Linked DNA regions of Homo sapiens: region 1 is linked to region 2. Evidence: chromatin loops called from intact Hi-C (ENCODE). Cell type or tissue: endothelial cell of umbilical vein. All regions are shown on one strand. Each heading gives the region's core, and the rest is flanking DNA. Links, peaks and the distances in the headings are about the cores only. Region 1 overlaps LOC105378003 (a long non-coding RNA gene). Region 2 overlaps LOC112267974 (a long non-coding RNA gene).

Region 1 (8,989 bases), core at 711-8,710, 440 kb before region 2:
GATTAAGTTGCTTGAGAACAAGACATTGGCCTCAGTCAGTACCACCAGGGGATCAGCTACCTCAGTTTGTAAGTTTTAGATAGTTCCACAAAACAGTGAGCTCCTGCAAACTGCTGACTGAAGCAGAAGGACCTTGGAATGCACTGAGGAGGAGGAGGGTCTATGTCCCTGCACATCACAGCTAGGGAATTGCATGTGACTCAGTTTGACAGTTAGGTACTCTCTCTGGAACTTCTACCTTGAAAGATGACTCAAGAATCCAGAGATGGAATAGATTCATTCATCTCAGTAGTAGCGATGGTCATCTGTGCCTTGGGCTGATACTGTTCCGTAATCTGGTCTGAAATTCCTGTAGCCTAGCAGGAATCCTTGGTTACTTCTTGTTTTCCAAATAAGGCTGTTTTCTCCAGCCTTGCTTCAATTCCATGAGCTCTCAATCTTTCCATTACACTGCCTTTTGCTTAAGATAGCCCGATTTAGGTTCTGTTGCTCCAACCAAAAATGCAGTTAATTAAATGCAAAAGATAATTTTAGTTTTTTAAATTTAAACAATTATTGTAGTTGAAAATATCTCTCTGCCAAAGTTGAAAACTTTAATTTATTTTCTACTAAGAGGTCTTCAAATACTGTGGAGAATCGAGTTATCTGAGTTCAACTGAATATTGTTTTATATTTCTGGGATTTCATGTTTCTAATTTCACCTTTTCTCTTTCTCAGTACATTATCATACTCATCGGAGAATCAGAAGTACAGAATATCACATTTCTGTGTTATCACATTGTTGACAAAATTCTTTCCCAGAAGCATTAAAAAAAAAAAAAAAGCCAAGTATTTACTTACAGTTCTGGAACTGGAGTGTATGACTGGATTGATCACTTGTGATTTATAACCTCAAGCCTAATACTCATTAGTTCACTAATTCAGTTGCTCCTTTCATGAAATGGAGAATTTCATAGCATGCATTCTTCCAAACACGTCCCTCATAATTCTTTTTTGAATTTTTAAAGCATCCATAGATATGCATACAAATTTCATAAATGTTTCTCTACTCAAATGCATTGTACTAATCACATCAAAAGGATCGAGTCTGAAGTTTCATGTTTGTATTTCCTTTCAGATACATTTTTACCTGTGAAATGTTTCCACTTTTCCTCCCTATTTTAAGGATAAATGACAGATCTGTTTTCTTTAGCCTTACACTGACACATCTCTGAGAATAAAACAATAGGGAGATATGTAATATTCAGAAGTGTGACTCTCAGCTTTTTGTTGAATGACTGACTTTCTGGGTTCATTCAGAAACCTATGGACAAATAGTGCCTTTTTTTTTCTTTGCTTGCTTGCTTGTTGTTTTTTCTTCCTCCAGCTCCCTCTTCTCCTTCTTTTTGGATCTTAAATTTGTCTTCTTGTATTTACTAGCTTGAACTGGAATATGGGTGTTTTCAATCAGGACAACACAATAAACCCATTTAAAAATGAATGGTATAACACTCCTTTGGCTACTCAGAGCATCAACCACAGCTCACAGTTTGGAGGAGAGACTGTGCCAACATAAAAATTTTGGGTAGTTGGTTTTCTGTCTTGTTCTCTGTGCCTCAGAGCCTGCTGTTAACCTGAGTAGGCTCTGCTAGAGGAGAGTCTCTATAATATAGGGACCTCTCTAGGGTCACCTGCTGCCCTTTTCTTAAATTGGTGACTTGTTTCTGAATGCAAGCCCTATGGAAAGAGCTCTTCTGTGTGACAACAGACTGTGCTGGTGCCCATGTGGCCTGCCTCTTTGCTTATATATTTGATTATTGGCTATTTCTGGATTCTCCTATTCCTGCTCTGGCTAAAGGTAGGGCACAGTGTGACTGTGTGTTGGATTCCCTGAGAGTGAGATGGCTTATCTGGATTTTTTTCCTTTAGTGGGTGGTTGGACTTTGTAGAGTCTATATTCTTTTTACCAGACTGGACTTTCTCTTCCACCTGAAGCTGAGTTTGTCTGTTCCATATGTCTCTGTCCCAGCAGTTGTGTTGATGTCTAAGCTCCAGCTGCTCCTAGCCTGCCCTGTTCAGCTACTGTTGGCCAAGTGGTACCAGGACGTGCCCTGGAAGATGGAAAATTCCTCTATAGCATCTACTTTATTCTAGCTTATATTTTGGTGGTTTTTATGTGCTTTGATTTTCACTGAGGGTCAAGCCCTTTGATTACCAGATGCCACTTGTGTTTATATGCAAATCAACCCAAACCCTGGGGGCGTTCAGTATATAACTTTAGACACTTATGGAGTTCCTTAGCAGGATCTTCCTAGGAATTAACTCTGCCTTCTATTGCAGTATCATCCATGTTTAATCTCTGTCATGCTGTGATCCTCCAGGAAGGCAGTGTGTTTTCACATGTGACTCTGGATTGAGGTCCCTCTTGCTGCTAGCCCATCTGCCACATTCATCTTCCCCAAGAATGTAGCTTGATTCTGCCAGACCCCTGGCAGGTGGAAAATGACTTCCCATAACCTACAGAATAACATTCTGAATCTTTGGGATGACCTATACATCCCCTCACAGGATGCCTCAATTTGCCTACCCAAGATATTTCTGACAACTCCTCTGGTAGTCACTGGTGATAGAGATGAACTGAATAATTGGATTATGCCCTCTTCCACTCCATGGTTTTCTACTTTTCTGCCTCTGTGCACACTGTCTGCTCCATGCTCTTCCCTAAGAAAATTCTACTCATCCTTCAAGGTCCATCTCAAATGCTCTGAAGATTTCCTTAATCTCTATAACTAGAGACGGTCTCGTGCTCCTTTAAACTTGATGATATTTTTGGCCAGGCACTGTGGCTCATGCCTGTAATCCCAGCACTTTGGGAGGCTGAGACAGGTGGATCACCTGAGGTCAGCAGTTCAAGACCAGCCTGGCCAACATGGTGAAACCCTGTCTCTATTAAAAACACAAAAAAATTAGCTGGGCGTGGTGGTACATGCCTGCAATCCCAGCACTTGGGAGGCTGAGGCAGAAGAATCGCTTGAACCTGGGAGGCAGAGGTTGCAGTGAGCCGAGACTGCTCCACTGCACTCCAGCCTGGGCGACAGAGTGAGACTCCATCTCAAAAACAAACAAAAAACAACAATTTTTTTGTTGGATTTTTGTTTTTGCATTATGTCTTGAATTATAGTTGTGTATTTAATTTCTCTTATTTTTAAATTCTTAACAAAATTTTGTGGATATATAGTAGGTGTATATATTTATGAGGTAAATAAGATGTTTTGAGACAGGCACGCAATGTGAAATAAGCACATCACGGAGAATGGGGTATCCATTCTGTTAAGCATTTATCCTTCGCGTTAAAACAATCCAATTACATTCTTTAAGCTATTTAAAAATATACAGTTAAGTTATTTATGATTGTCACCCTATTGTGCTATCAAATAGTAGGTCTTATTCATTCTTTCTATTTTTTTGTACCCATTAATCATCTGATAAGGTTTGGCTGTGTCCTCACCCAAATCTCATCTTGAATTCCCATGTGTTGTGGGAGGAACCCGGTGGGAGGTGATTGAATCATGTGGACAGGTCTTTCCTGTGCTGTTCTCGTGATAGTGAATGGGTCTCATGAGATCTGATGGTTTTATAAGGGGGAGTTTCCCTGCACAGTCTCTCTCTCTTTGCCTACTGCTATTCATATAAGATGTGACTTGCTCCTCCTTGCCTTCTGCCATGATTGTGAGGTCTCCCCAGCCATGTGGAACTGTAAGTCCATTAAACCTCTTTCTCTTGTAAATAGCCCAGCATCGGGTATGTCTTTTTTAGCAGCATGAGAACGGACTTAGCAGAACATCTTTGAGTCTCATTTTTCTGTTGAAAATATTTATATCTTATCATAATTTTATGGTGTGGTGTTTTCCAGTAAGTTGCATTGCTCCTTTTTTTTTTTTTTTTTTTTTTTTTGAGACAAGGTCTCCTTCTGTCACCTACGCTGGAGTGCAGTGGCAGAATCTCAGCTCACTGCAACCTCCACCTCCTGGGTTCAAGTGATTCTTGTGCCTCAGCTTCCCAAGTAGCTGAGACTATAATTACACACCACCATGCCTGGCTAAGTTTTGAATGTTTTGGTAGAGATGGGGTTTCATCATGTTGGCCAGACTGGTCTTAAATTCTTGACCTCATGTGATCCACCCTCCTCAGCCTCCCAAAGTACTGGGATTACTGGTGTGAGCCACTGAACCCGGCCAAGTTATATTGCTTCTTAAGTAACTTGCATGTGATGTTTCTTAAATAGTTTTAGTGGAAATATCATTAAATTGAACCAGTAGCTAATCCACCATAAAGAATTTTTCCAGGAATAGATGTTCCATTGTCATCTGGATTCTACTCTTTCTAAAGAAAAGAAAACCATAATTATTATGATTGATCCCTTTATGGGATGAATCTTTTGAAACTCTGGCTGCTTTTAAGAGTTTTCACTTCATTTTTTTTTCTTTAAGTTTTCTTATAATGTTACCAGTTGTGGTTTTATTTGTTTTTATCCTATTTGGAATTCACTAAGCTTCCCAAATCTGTTTTTGCTTAAATATAGAAAAATTTTGGCCCATGTTTCTTCAAATGTAATTTTTTGCTTGACTTTTTTTTTTTCTCTCCTTTCTTTCTGGGGCTCCAGTTACATATATGTTAAATGCTTGATATTATTCCACAAGTAAATCAGGTTCTGTTTATTTTAAAAAATATTTACCTTTTCTGTGCTTCAATTTAGATGACTTTCGTTCACTTGTCTTCAAATTCACTAACTCTTTTTTCGTGATGGCCAATTTTTTAAATTTTTGCATAATACATGCTCATGTCTTGGGGGTACATGTTACAATTTAATACATTCATATAATTTGTACAGATCAAATCAGTGTAATTGGGATACACATCATCTTAAATATTTGTCTTTCTTTATTCTAGAAACATTCAAATTATTCTCTTCTAGCTATGTTGAAATATATAATGGATTATTATAAACTAGAGCTACCCTACTTATCTGTCAAACATTAGGTCTTATTTCTTCTATCAAGCTGTATATCTGTATCCATTAATAACTTCTCTTCATCTTCCCCTTATCCTTCTCAGGTTCTGGTAAGCACCAGTCTACTCTTTACCTTCATGAGACCCACTGTTTTAGCTCCCAAATATGAGTGAGAACATGCAATATTTGTCTTTCTGTGCTTGGCTTATTTCACTTAAAATAATGACCTCTAAGTCTATCCATGTTGCTGCAAATGACAGGACTTCATTCTTTTTTACGACTAAATAATATTCCATTGTGTATATGCAGCCAAATTTTCTTTATTCATCCACTGATAGACACAGGTTAATTTCAATATTTTGTATGTTGTGAATAGTGCTGCAGTAAATAAGGGAGTGCTCTTTCTTTATAATTTACCAGTTGATTTTCTCTTTCCTCCCAACCCCGACCAGGTCACTGCCTCCCTTTGAGCACTAGATGGTGCTTTAAGCACAGGTTGTCTAGGTTCTAGTAAATGTCCCAAAGGGAATATCCTGATAGAGTGGGAAGACTGGCTAGGGTGTCATGCCCAGGAAACCTGCAGGACAATCCTATAGCATGGTGCTGCTGAATAGCCACTCTGATTTGGCATCTCCTTTGGCTGAATTACAGAGCAGTTTCCAGGCCTAGGATGGTAGTCCTGCCTCCCCTCTTTGTTTTTGGCTGTCCTCAGGGCTATTTCTCCCTTCAGGCACTCCTGTTGATTCCTGGGGCTGAGGCAAGGACAGATCTTCTGCCAGGAAACCCAAGATGATGGGGAAGCCAGTTGTCCATCTTCACCTCACTTTTTGAGAAACCATGAGTCAGGGAAAAATTTTCTGTGCACTTGGTGCTAGGCAGATTGGGGGAAGGATGTCACAGACATGGAAGTCTGATTCTCTTACTGTCTACTAAGAGATTCTGAGTTTCTTCATTTCTTTGTGGCCTCAGGAACTGTCTCATTCTCATATTTTAGTTTTGGATATTATTGCTGGTGATAATCTTGGGGCTGTATATTTGTTTTTGGTTTTCTGTTGGGAGAGTGGTGCCAGCTAGCTTCTATGCTTCCATTTTGGAATGAGAAATTTCTCAAGAGATTTATTGTATATCATGGTGACTACAGTTAATAACAATATATTGTATATTTGAAAATTGCTAAGACAGTAGTTTTTAAGTGTCTGTACCACAAAAAATATAAGTATATGAAGTATTGCATATATTAAATAACTTGATTTAGCCATTCCTCAATGTATACATGTATTAAAACATCATGTTGCACACCATAAACATATACAGTGTTTTATTGTCAATTAAAATAATTAAGTAAAGAAAACCCCCAAATAAATTACTGTGCTAGGTACTATGAAGCAGTTCAAAATAGAATAAGTTCTCAAGAAGCTTTCAATTCCATATAGATGATAAGAGAATCAAGTTAAAAGATAAATTCAGAAAACAGAACAGCTGTGTTGCTGCTTGTTTTCTTTGTCAGACTTGGATCTCTCATCCAACAAATGAGAGTACTAATGCCTATTCCATAGGATCATTGTGAGAAATTTGTCAGATTAATGTTTATAAAATGCCTAGGGTAGTGTTTGGCGCTTAATTGGCATTCATTAGATGACAGGGTGGCTTGTGGCTGATGTGGCCTCTGCTGTTCTTCCTGTTGGTGTTGTTGATGCTCACCAATGAAAGCAGTCAGGAAACCTCCATTTTACACATGATTGAACTGGAAGGACATTGTATTTGAATTCTAAATAAATGGGAGTACGCATTGGTGTGTTCTAAAGATCTTCCCGAGAAGAAGGTGTGGGGAGAGACAATGCAGGAAATACCCATTTTGACTTCCTTATAGGTCTGCCCTAAGGAGAAACCATATACCCAGGGCCTGGGGAAGTTGAGTAAGGGATTCAAGACCAGGAGAGGTTGAACCTCCCTTCACAGCTACACATCTCTTCTTGTTATTTCAGGAATTGAAAGGCCTGAAAAACAAACAAGACAGATATTTTTCTAATCTTTCAGAAGCTGACTCTCCCACAGTCCCCTAGAGCTAGGCCCAAAGCACAGTCCAGTGGAGAATGGGTAGGGAAACAAATTGGGTCTCTGCTTTTCCCAATCTCTCTTCCTTCGTCTATTGTTCTCTATTTCTCTGTTTCACCCAGAAAACCTCCGCTTCTGTACTGTAACCCCCAGATTCTGAACTCAAAACTGACTTATCTTGATACCAGTCCTCACTATCAAATGCTCCAGAAAGGGGAAAATTTTGGCATGGATTTTTCAATGATGTAAGGGAGGAACATATTTTTCCTCTACTCTCAGGTTCATTGACTGGAGCCCTGCAAATTAGATTGACAAAAGACAGATTAACAGGATAAAAGGCATATAAGTTCTATTGGATTTTTTTTGCGACACAGGGACCTTCCTAGAAAACACATGAAAATCTCAAGAAACAGATAGGCCTGAGAGCTTATATACCTATTTAACAAAGAGTCATACATTGTGGAGGCATGTCAAGGCAAAGGAAAGGGGTTTTTAGACTTCTAGGGGCTGAAAACTGAGGAATGGTAATGACATGGAGGAAACTTACAGAAGATAAAAGCTATCTAAGCAAGGTTTGTTTGTGCAGATCCATCTCAGTGTCATCTTTCCATCTTCTTCATGGCCATAAACCTTCCCTGGGAGAAGGGCTCTATGGCAGTCCTTATTATTGAGGAGTTTCTGCTTTTAGTCAGATCAGGGAGGCTCTGAGAAAGCTTCCTTCTACATCTGTTGAATCTCACACGTTTTCAGCTCAAAATAATCTTTATGCCAAAGCACATATTTTGGAGTAGCATATTCTGATCCCCTTCAATTACAGTGACATACATAAACAATACTGAGCATTAACACTTCTTATTCTTAATTGCTTTGTCCAGGCTTACCCTGTTATTACCATATACCCCCTATGAAAAGGACAGTAAAATTATCACCAAGATAATATTTTTGTTGTTGAGTGTTATTTTAAGGTGTCTGCAGGGCATATCTTTAGAAGGAGCTTCTAAATGGCACCTTTAGTAATAAAACCTGAACTAGAAATGCACATAAAATCTTTTCGATGGACTCTGTTAAGGTTCTGAGTCCTTTCGTTATTTTGTGTATTTAACCACGTAGGCATATGGCGTAAGTTCTGAAATTTTAGAGAACAGGGATGCAGAACATTATTTTATTTTATCAAAGTATTTATGTCATTTCTTTTTTCCCTTATAATCTTTTATAGAACTATAGCTCCAGATTTGTTTCTTTAAGTACATTCCTGATACAGAAAGAGAAATCATCAAGTAGGGATCAAACATAACCTTTGGAAATTATTTTTCATGCTTAACTTCTAGAAGCATGAAACCAAACTTTTCTTATTTGGATGATACAAATAACTGTATCTAAATTTTCAGTAATTTCTGGTTTAGTTTTAGATCTGTATTTGGTTTAGTTAAGGTGTTGCATTTTCAAGATAAAACAAAATGACTTTTGCTTTTTAAAATGCTCATTAGAATTTCCATGTCAAGGCTACAGCATGTCAGTTGTAGTATATGTGTCTTTCTGTATTCCAATATCACCAACATTTTTCTAGTTACCTTACCACTTTGGGTTAAACTCACACTGCAAGTTGCTATGACAACAGAGATATTGTGAATGCTTAACCCAGTATGCTCTCTGTAAATCACACTTTTAAGGGTAATTTTTCTAACAAAGCATTGTTTAAATTGCTTCGAAGTTACAGCAATTAAGTCTTTGATTATAAATATCAGAGTGGAAAGAAAAGCAAATTTTGGAACTCCAAAGCAGGGTTATAATGCTAACAGCAGACAGATACAGTTTTAATGGGTGGGGCATCACATATTTTGCATATGTTTCTATTGATTTTGGGCAGGGTAATGCAGGCATCTCACTTAACCCATTTATAGACTGGTAAAATTGTTCACTCTGTCCTTTCTTCTATTTAAACTT
Region 2 (8,989 bases), core at 277-8,276:
AATTACTACAATGTTTAAGAAAGAATTCCTACCCAAAAGGAGCACAGAGAGAAAGCCAGACAGATGAACAGTAAAATAGAATGTGATACAAGAATTCAGTTAGAGAAATGTACAAGGTACAATAGGACAAAAGAAAGGGGGCATGTAATACAACCTGGGACTTCAGAAAAAAGTTACTAAAAAATACGTCACATTGGCTCAGCAATGAGGATGAGCAGAAGTTTGCAAAAAAAAAAAAAAAATGACCAGGCATTTCTAGAGATGGAAACATCCTAGGTAAAGTCATAGGGGCAGGAGATATCAGGGTATATGGCAGGAGACATAATCAGCTCAGTAGTATTTAAGCATACAACATAGGACAAGAGTAGAGAAACATGAGGCTAGAATTAAGGCAGGTGGCTGACATACAAATAGAGTCAGAAAATCCAAACTATAAGCTACTGCAGTAGTCCAGATAAGAGATGCTTAATGCTTAAACTAGGATCGAGATGGCAAGAGTGAAAATAAGGGGATAGATTGGATAAATATTCATCATTTATTCATTCCTCTGACATTCGTTGAGTTTTAAGGACTATGCTCAATATGCCCCTGAGTTTATCAACCAAGTCCCTGCCCACGTGGCAGATGCAGTCATGTAAGGGAGACGCATGGGAGGCAAACTTGAGGATTAAGTGTCTGACAGAATTGAAAAGTAGGCAAGTGAAAGCCAGGCCGGTCAACTTCTAGATTTTTGATGGGCAGCTGCTAGATGTGGCCCATTCTCTAAATCGGTATTACTGTGGGAGGAGAGGATGATGATGAGTTCAGGAACGGGTACATTGAACTCAAAACACTCGAACCATGACATTTAAAGAGTAATTTCAGCATTGAATTGTGCCAAAAATATAAAGAAATACATAAATCATACACAGCGTGATGCTTAATTTTGGTGTCACCTTGACTGGCTTAAGGGATATCCAGATAGCTGGTAAAGTATTATTTCTGGGTGTGTCTGTGAGGATGTTTCCAGAAGAGATGAGCATTTGAGCATCCTATTAAACAATCTTATTTTCTGTGAGGATGTTTCCAGAAGAGATGAACATTTGAATTAGTAGACTGAGTCAAGAAGATGGCCCTCACGAGTGTGGGTGGGCATCATCCAATCTGTCGAGAGCCTGAACAATAAGACAGAGGGAAGGTGAATTCTCTCTCTTCAGGAGCTGGGACACCACCATCTCCTGCCCTTGGACATCAGACCTCCAGGTTCTCCAGCCTTCAGACTCTGGAGTTTGCAGCAGGAACAGCTCACGAGGTTCGCAGGTCTTTTGTCCTCACACAGCTTCCTTAGCTCTCCTTGCAGACACCATATCAAGGGACTCTTGGCCTCCATAATCATATGAGTCAATTTCCATAATAAATCCCTTCTTACATATCTCTCTATATATAAGTTCTTTTTCTCTGGAGAACCCTGACTAACATACTACATATACATAAATACATAAAACTACAATGAGATTTCTGCTAAAGGAAAAACCTGCTCGATAGAGCTCTTGTTTATGAATGGATGGATATAGTTCTTCAGAGCTGAATTGTACGTGCAGTATTTCATTTAAGGCTCCACTGATATTTATGGCAGTAAAAAGATGTTCAATTTAAAATGACAAACTTATAATTTAAAGCAATAAAAAGATACACAAGAACCCCTGGCTCCTTGGCAAGATTGGACTGCAGCCTCACAGTGTGAGGCACCGGGAAAGAATTTGTTCTTGTGTGTAGGCTGAACCCAGACCAGTAGGCGATTGCATCTGGGCAAGATCTGTGAATGAGTTAACATTTTTCTATTCCAAAAAAAAAAAAATGTTCTCCAAAAAGTAGTTTTTGTTATTTTACTTTCAGCTGTTTTCAAGGATAATGTTCAGATTTTTTGAATTCAGGAATTCACTTGAGGTATTTAACAGATCTTTCGGCTTCTTCCCAGCCTAATTTTCCTAATAAGCAGCATTTTAACCTACTTTCTTTAAGAAAAGAGAAATAACTTCAAGGGGAAAGAAAGTAGAGTAAGCTGATACAAACACTCCAGAAAGTGCTTCACAATTTGAAAAGTGTCTAAGAATGAAACTTTATATTTTGATGGTAAAAAAAGCTAGTTCCAAAAATAATTATGCCTTAATATTACACAAATTCATTCAACCATATGAAAAATATAGACTGTCAAGAATATTCTTCACAAACATTTCTTAACAGCAAAATCAATCACAGTTAACATACTCATCATATGTATGGCTTTTGCCAAATTCGAGCAGCAATCTGTTTAAAAGGAGAAAAAAGCACTAAATATGAGTCCTCGTTTCTAATCTGAAAATAAGAGGGTTGACCTAATGATCTCGAAGGTAACTGCTAATTTAAAAAGCCTGCTATCCTAGATCAGTATTTTGAGATTAAACTAATCTTTCCAAACTAAACTTTCTAAACTTTGTAAATTATTAACAGTAATTTGCTCTATGTAAAATGTTAAGACATTTTGAAGGTTTATTTAAATTTAAAGTGTTCTATTTTGAATCATGCAAGATTGATATGTTATAAAAAAAAAGTTCCAAGATGTTAAATGCCAGAGTGTATTTATTCATTCATCCCTTGTGCATCCCATGCACACCATCATATTGAGCCATTTATTTATTCATTCATTGGTTTAAATATTTATTGAGCATATGCTGCATAGCCAGCACTTAAAAGACACTAATGAAAGGGAACCAGAAGACACATTTTCTGCCCTTTTCCCTTAGAACCTGATTGGATGGGAAATTCTTTTTTTTTTTTTTTTTTTTTTTGAGACAGAGTCTACCTCTGTGACCCAGGCTGCAGTATAGTGTCACGATCTCAGCTCACTGCAACCTCCGCCTCCCGGGTTCAAACAATTCTTCTGCCTCAGCCTCCTGAGTAGCTGGGATTACAGGCACATGCCACCACGCCCAGATAAGTTTTGTATTTTAAGTAGAGATGGTGTTTCACCATGTTGGCCAGGCTGGTCTTGAACTCCTGGCCTCAAGTGATCCGCCTGCCTTGGCCTCCCAAAGTGCTAGGATTACAGGTGTGAGCCACCATGCCTGGCCTGGACAGGAAATTCCTGAATGGTGCTTAACATGTACAGCAATAGTCTAAGCACTCATCATACAAAAAAAAAAAAAATTGGAAATTTTACCTTGCAAAATATTAGTGTGTCTTTGTCCATAATTTCAGGGAAATACAAGTGAAAGAGTGAATTAAGATACTTGAATGATGTGACTTGTCAGGGATTTGCTGCCAAGAGCATCTCACAGGGAAGCCAGGAGTGTGGATGGGTAAAGAGGAAGTAGGGATCTGGGAACTGAAAACCCCAACATAGAGGCTTCAGGGAGCCTGGTTTTTGCAAGGTCTGGGAAAGAGGTATCCGTTGTCCTGTTCTCTCACTTGTCTCTATTTTATATCTGTCTAACATTCACCTATCAGAAGAATCACTTAAAAACATTATATTTATTATGAACAGCAGACATTATTTGCTGTTTTGACTTTTTATAAAATGCTCCATGGTAACTGCTTGTAAAACGGTTTTATTTTATATGTCAATGGCCTTTGCATGATAGTCCTTGTCTGACTTTCCATCTATTATTCCATGAACATTTTCTATTGTCAACTTTTAAATGCTAGGAAAAAAACAAACTAGTGGCTTGAGAGTCAAGCCTATTCCATTTTCTGTTAACCAGCAAATCACTCCCATACTGCCACCTAGTGGGCCATAGCAGCAGCTTCCACGATTGACAGAAATTGTTAATTCAAGTAAACTCAAATTTAGGATTCTTCAAAATTTCTGCTTTTGCATTAGTTGCTTGGAATACTCAAATCATCTTAACATAAAAATGATATCATGAATGGTTGTTAGGTTTCCACCTTGCTCATAAAACCATTGATCCCACATAAAACCATTGAACCATTTGCTTTGGTTTGGTTTGGTTTTTTGAGACAGTCTCACTCACTCTGTCGCCCAGGCTGGGGTGCAGTGGTGCAATCTCGGCTCACTGCAACTTCTGCCTCCCGAGTTCAAGTGATTCTCCTGCCTCAGCCTCCGAGTAGCTGGAATTACAGGCGTGTGTCACCATGCCCGGCTACTACAATGTACTTTGAATGAACACTGTCTATGTATGCAGACCTATCTGTAGTCACAGCTCCGTGGAGATGTCTCGTGTCATCTCACTTGTACCTTCTGCTCTTACTCGTCCTACAATCTATGAGAAAATGCCTGATTCCCAGCCTTCCACTCCAGCCTTGATGCCTCGACCTGTACTCTGGCTTGGGCAGAAAAAGAACTTCCTTGGGGTCCATCTCTCTCTCTCTCAGCCTGCTGCTGGTTCCTGAAGCTGTGGCTCAACCAAGAACCAGATTCCGCCTCTGTCCCTGTCCCAATTCTGGACTAGCCTCCATTCCACCCTTGCCTGGCCCCTTTGGATGCCTCGCTCCAGCCTTGCCTCTCTGATGGCTCAGTTAAACCCTCACTAATGAGTTCCCATAGTGATTTTCACCCTGTGGCTGGATCAGGCCCTCACAGCTCCTCTTGACCAGAGAGGTAGTTGTCTTCTCTGCTTATTCCTCCTTTCCAAATATTTTTAAGTGTATGATGAATTAGTAGTGTGTTTGCCTGATCCTAGGGAAAAAGGGACACAGTAGCTTAAGGAATTTCTCATTCTTCTGGTTTTCTGTGATGGCCTCTGTCCTTGAGTTGAGGTCTGAATATATGTAGAATATATCTAGCTAAAAGGAGCCTGCCTTATAGTCTAGACTTTTTTTTCAAATTTTATATAAAGGTGTCAAATATGTAATGGATATATACGTAGCTTGGCCAGGCAGTGTTTCGGGCCCTAGATATAAGATGCTGTTCTCATCTTATTTTATTGGGGGAATGAGAGACAGACAGCAAGTTAGCACATATATAACATATAATAATACTTTGAATGATGAAAAATGTCTTGAATGAGAAAAAACAAGGTAAGAGGACAATGAGTACTGGGAATTGTATGTGTCAGTGGGGATATTTTACATAGTTTTCTAAGGAACACCTCTGGATTAGTTGTCTATGGCTGCATAAAAAATTATCCAGAGGTTTAGCAGCTTAAAATAACAAACATTTATTACTTCGCCATTTCCATGGGTCAGCAATCCAGGTGCAGATGAACTGGGTGCCTGTGAATCAAGGAGGTCTCTCACAAGTCAGCCATCAGGGTTGGGGCTGCAATCATTTCCAAGCTTAACTGGGAGAGTATCTGCTTCCAAGCTCACTCACATGGCCAGTGACAAGCCCCAGGTGCTCACTGGCTCTCGATCACAGATATCAGTTTCTTGCCTTATAGGTCTGTCCGTAAGGCAATTGACAAGAGTTCTAAGAAAGATAGAATGAGAAAGACTGGTACAGAGCATGAAAGATGTAAGCCAGACTCTTTTTGTAACCTCATTGTGGAGGTGGCATCCTATCACTTCATTGCATTCTATTTGCTACAAGTGAGTCACTAGGTCCAGCCCACACTCACCTAGTAAATACAAGCAGGCAGAGATCATTGGGAGTTATGTTAGACAAAGTGATATTGGATGAGAGGCTAGAATGAAGTAAGGAGCAAACTCTCTGGGGAAGCATTACCCATGTCAAGGGATCAGCAAATATGTAAACCTTGAGACAGGCACATTCTTGATGTGTTCAAAGAACAGCAAGATTTGCTTGTCTGGAGCCCAGGAAGCAAAGGAGAGAAGCACAGAAGATGAAGTCAGATATACCTGGAAGGTAGACATGGACCTGCTGTGTATCACTATAGATCAGTGTGTAATTTTAAGAATTTTATATAAATGGAATTAGACATTTATATAAATAATAATCAGCATAATTGTTTTGAGATTTATCCATGTTCTTGAGTATATCAATAATCCATTCCTCTTTATGTCATTGATTGTAACACTGTTAATCTATTCACCTGTTGATGGGCATTTAGGTTGTTTTTAGTTTGGGGCCGTTACAAACAAAGTTGCTATAAACATTCATGTGCAAATCTTTTTATTTATCTTGGATAGTTACATGAGCACGCAATACCTGAGTCATACAGCAGCTATATGTATCTTTTTTAAAACTGCCAAGCTGTTTTCCAAAGTGGCAGGACCATTTTCCATTCCCACCATTCAATGTGTGAGAATTCCAGTTGCTCCACATTCTCCCCCAACATTTGATTTTTAATTTTAGCCATTCTAATACGTGCATAGTGACATTCTTTTGTGGCTTTAGTTTTCCTTTCCTCAATGATTAGTGCTATTTAACATTTTTTCATCTACCTACTTGCTATTCATTTATCTTCTTTGATGAAGCTTCTGTTCAGATTTCCCCCATTTCTTTTTTTGAAGAGGAAAGAGTTGTTTGAGTTTTGAGAATTCTCTGTATATTCTGGATCTGAGTCTTTTATTAGATATGCGTTTGATATTTATTTCCCATTTTTTCCATTTGTTCTTTATTGCCTTTTTCCTTTTACTGCCTTCTTTTGGATGGATTGAATAGTTTGTATTATTCCATTTTCATATTCTCCACAATTTTTTAATGTGTTGGGGGACGTGTGTGTGTGCATGTGTGTGTGTGTTTATTTTTTTCTCTTTGCAATTCATTTTGGAAACTTTTTATTGATCTGCTTCAAGTTTACTGATTCTTTTCTTAGCCATGTCAGGTCTACAATTATTTCTAATTTTCCCCTTCTGGGTATTTTTTGTTTATTTGTTTTGCTGCTGCTTTCATGCATTTTACTTCTACATGTTAAACTTACACATTAAAACCCCACAATATTTGGTTTTTAATTCTGCCTCAAGCCATTGATTATATTTTAAAGATATTTAATAAGAAAATTCTCTATATTTTTCTACATGCCATTTCTTAATTCTCTTCATTATTTTGTATAGGACCAAATTTCCATCTAGCATCATTTGCCTTATGCTTGAAAGACTTCTTTCAACATTTTTTGTAGGGCAGGGTCTGCTGGTGATTAATTCCTTTAACTAATATGTACCTTCATTTTTGCAAGATGTTTTCCCTGGATAAAAAATTACAGGCTGAAAGTTTTGTTTTTGTTTTTTCAGTATTTACTGATGTTGCTCCACTGTTGTCTAGTTTGCATTGTTTTCATCAAGAACTCTGCTCTCCTCCTTGTCTTTTTTCCTTTGTATCTAATGTGTCTTTCGCTTCGGGCTTTTAAATTTTTCTTTTTTTAACTGGTTTTAAGCAATTTCATTATAACGTGTCTTTGCATACTTTTCTTCATGTTTCCTATGCTTGGAGTTCTTTAAGATTCTTAGACCTGAGGTTTATAATTTTCATCACATTTGGAAATGTTTTTAGTAATTATTTCTTTCAAATGTTTTTCTGTCCCTCTCTCTCTTCTCCTGTGGGGGTTCCAAATTCTCCTGTATTAGTTTGCTTGAAGTTGCCTCACAACCCACTGATGCTTTATTGATTCGTTCAGGATTTTTTCCTTCTTGGATAGTTTCATTTGGGATAATTTCTATTACCATGTCTTCAAGTTCACTCATCATTTTTTCTGCAATACCTAATCTGTCATTGATCCAGTCTGTCTTTTTATCTCACACATTATAATTTTAACCTTAAGAAATTCGATTTTTGTATCTTCATATCTATAACTAACAGTTCAATCTTTTCTCTAGCTCCATAAATATATGGAATATCTATGTTCTGTTTTAATAACAGAACTAACAACCTTATCAATAAGCTTAATGTCTTCAATAACTGATTATCCATGTAATTTCTGGGCTAATTTCAACTAATTATTCTTTACCAGCTTGTGGGCCCTGTTTTCCTGTGTCTTTCCATGCCTATTAATATTTTATTAGATGGGCTGGGCACAGTGGCTCATGCCTGTAATCCCAGCACTTTGGGAGGACAAGGTGAGCAGATCACTTGAGGTCAGGTGTTCAAGACCAGCCTAGCCAACATAGTGAAACCCCATCACTACTAAAAATACAAAAATTAGCTGAGCATGGTGGCGTGTGCCTGTAATCCCAGCTACTCAGGAGGCTGAGGCACAAGAATCACTTGAACTCAGGAGGTAGAGGTTGCAGTGAGCCGAGATCTCACCACTGCACACCAGCCTGGGCGACAGAGTGAGACTTTGTCTCAAAATAAAAAATTAAAAAAAAAATTTTTTTATTAGATGTCAAACATTGTAAAATTTAGCTTCTTGGGTGCTGCATATGTATTTTATTTCTATAAATATTCTTGAGCTTTGTTATGGGAGATAGTTCATTGGAAAGCATATGATCATTTTGAGTCTTGTTTTTTTAAGCTTTGTTAGGCAGAAACAGAGCAGTGATAGTCCAGGCCTGACTTTAGCTGTACTAATGAGGCAAAATTCTTCTGAGTACTCTACTCAAATGCCCACTGAATTATGAGGCTTTCCATTCTGGCTGGTGGGAAGAAGTTCCAGTTGCGGCTCCATGTGAGCTCCAAGGATTTCGCCTCTAATCCTTTAGATTCTTGCCCCCAGCCTTGGGTGGTTTCCTAACATGCATGTGTTGATCAGTACTCAGTTGAATACTTAAAGACTCCCTACAGGTCTGCGTAGTTTTCAATCTATGTAGTTCTCTCTTTTCTGGCATTCTACTCTGTGGCCTCTAGCCACCTTGGCCTTCCCGGTCAATCAACATTGTCTGCTTACTCTGAGAATCTTACCCTGAGAATCTCCTTACTCTGAGAATATAGGCCTGCAGCCTGAATACTCTCTCCAGGCAGTAAGCTGGGACACTATAGGGCTTACCTTGCTTATTTCTCATCTCTCCAGCATCACTGTCCTTTGTTGCCGGCACACAATGTCTTGAGAACTGCTGTTTTGTATATTTTTTTCCAGTTTTCCAGTTGCTTCCAGTGGGGAATAAATCCTGTCCCTGTCATTCCATCTTGATCAAGAGCAGAAATTAAAAGTGCATTTTTAGAACAGCCATTCTA

What was found. Hi-C counts contacts between places; a loop is a spot of excess contacts. Peaks named below come from ENCODE experiments on the same cell type or tissue, not always from the same donor. Only the 100,000 strongest peaks of a DNase experiment are listed, where the experiment ranks them.
Region 1: a loop joins it to region 2, with 17 times the contacts of the local background. A loop is called at or near these places in 15 of 110 quality-filtered maps.

What each region holds. Positions count from the first base shown.
Region 1 is chr6:130,756,689-130,765,677 of GRCh38, reverse strand. All of the region lies in intron 1 of LOC105378003 (a long non-coding RNA gene), which reads left to right. Among named protein-coding and RNA genes, the nearest start is that of SMLR1, 66 kb to the left of the region's middle. In endothelial cell of umbilical vein, for the core only: a CTCF peak has its summit at 5,462 (motif pointing right); a DNase peak (open chromatin) is centred at 5,477; H3K27me3 peaks cover 1,016 bases.
Region 2 is chr6:130,317,621-130,326,609 of GRCh38, reverse strand. It overlaps LOC112267974 (a long non-coding RNA gene), which reads right to left. Exons shown (of 3, transcript XR_002956398.2): 3 at 3,108-8,940. It also overlaps a transcript of SAMD3 not described here. Among named protein-coding and RNA genes, the nearest start is that of TMEM200A, 44 kb to the left of the region's middle. In endothelial cell of umbilical vein, for the core only: a CTCF peak has its summit at 3,767 (motif pointing left); a DNase peak (open chromatin) is centred at 3,699; H3K27me3 peaks cover 682 bases.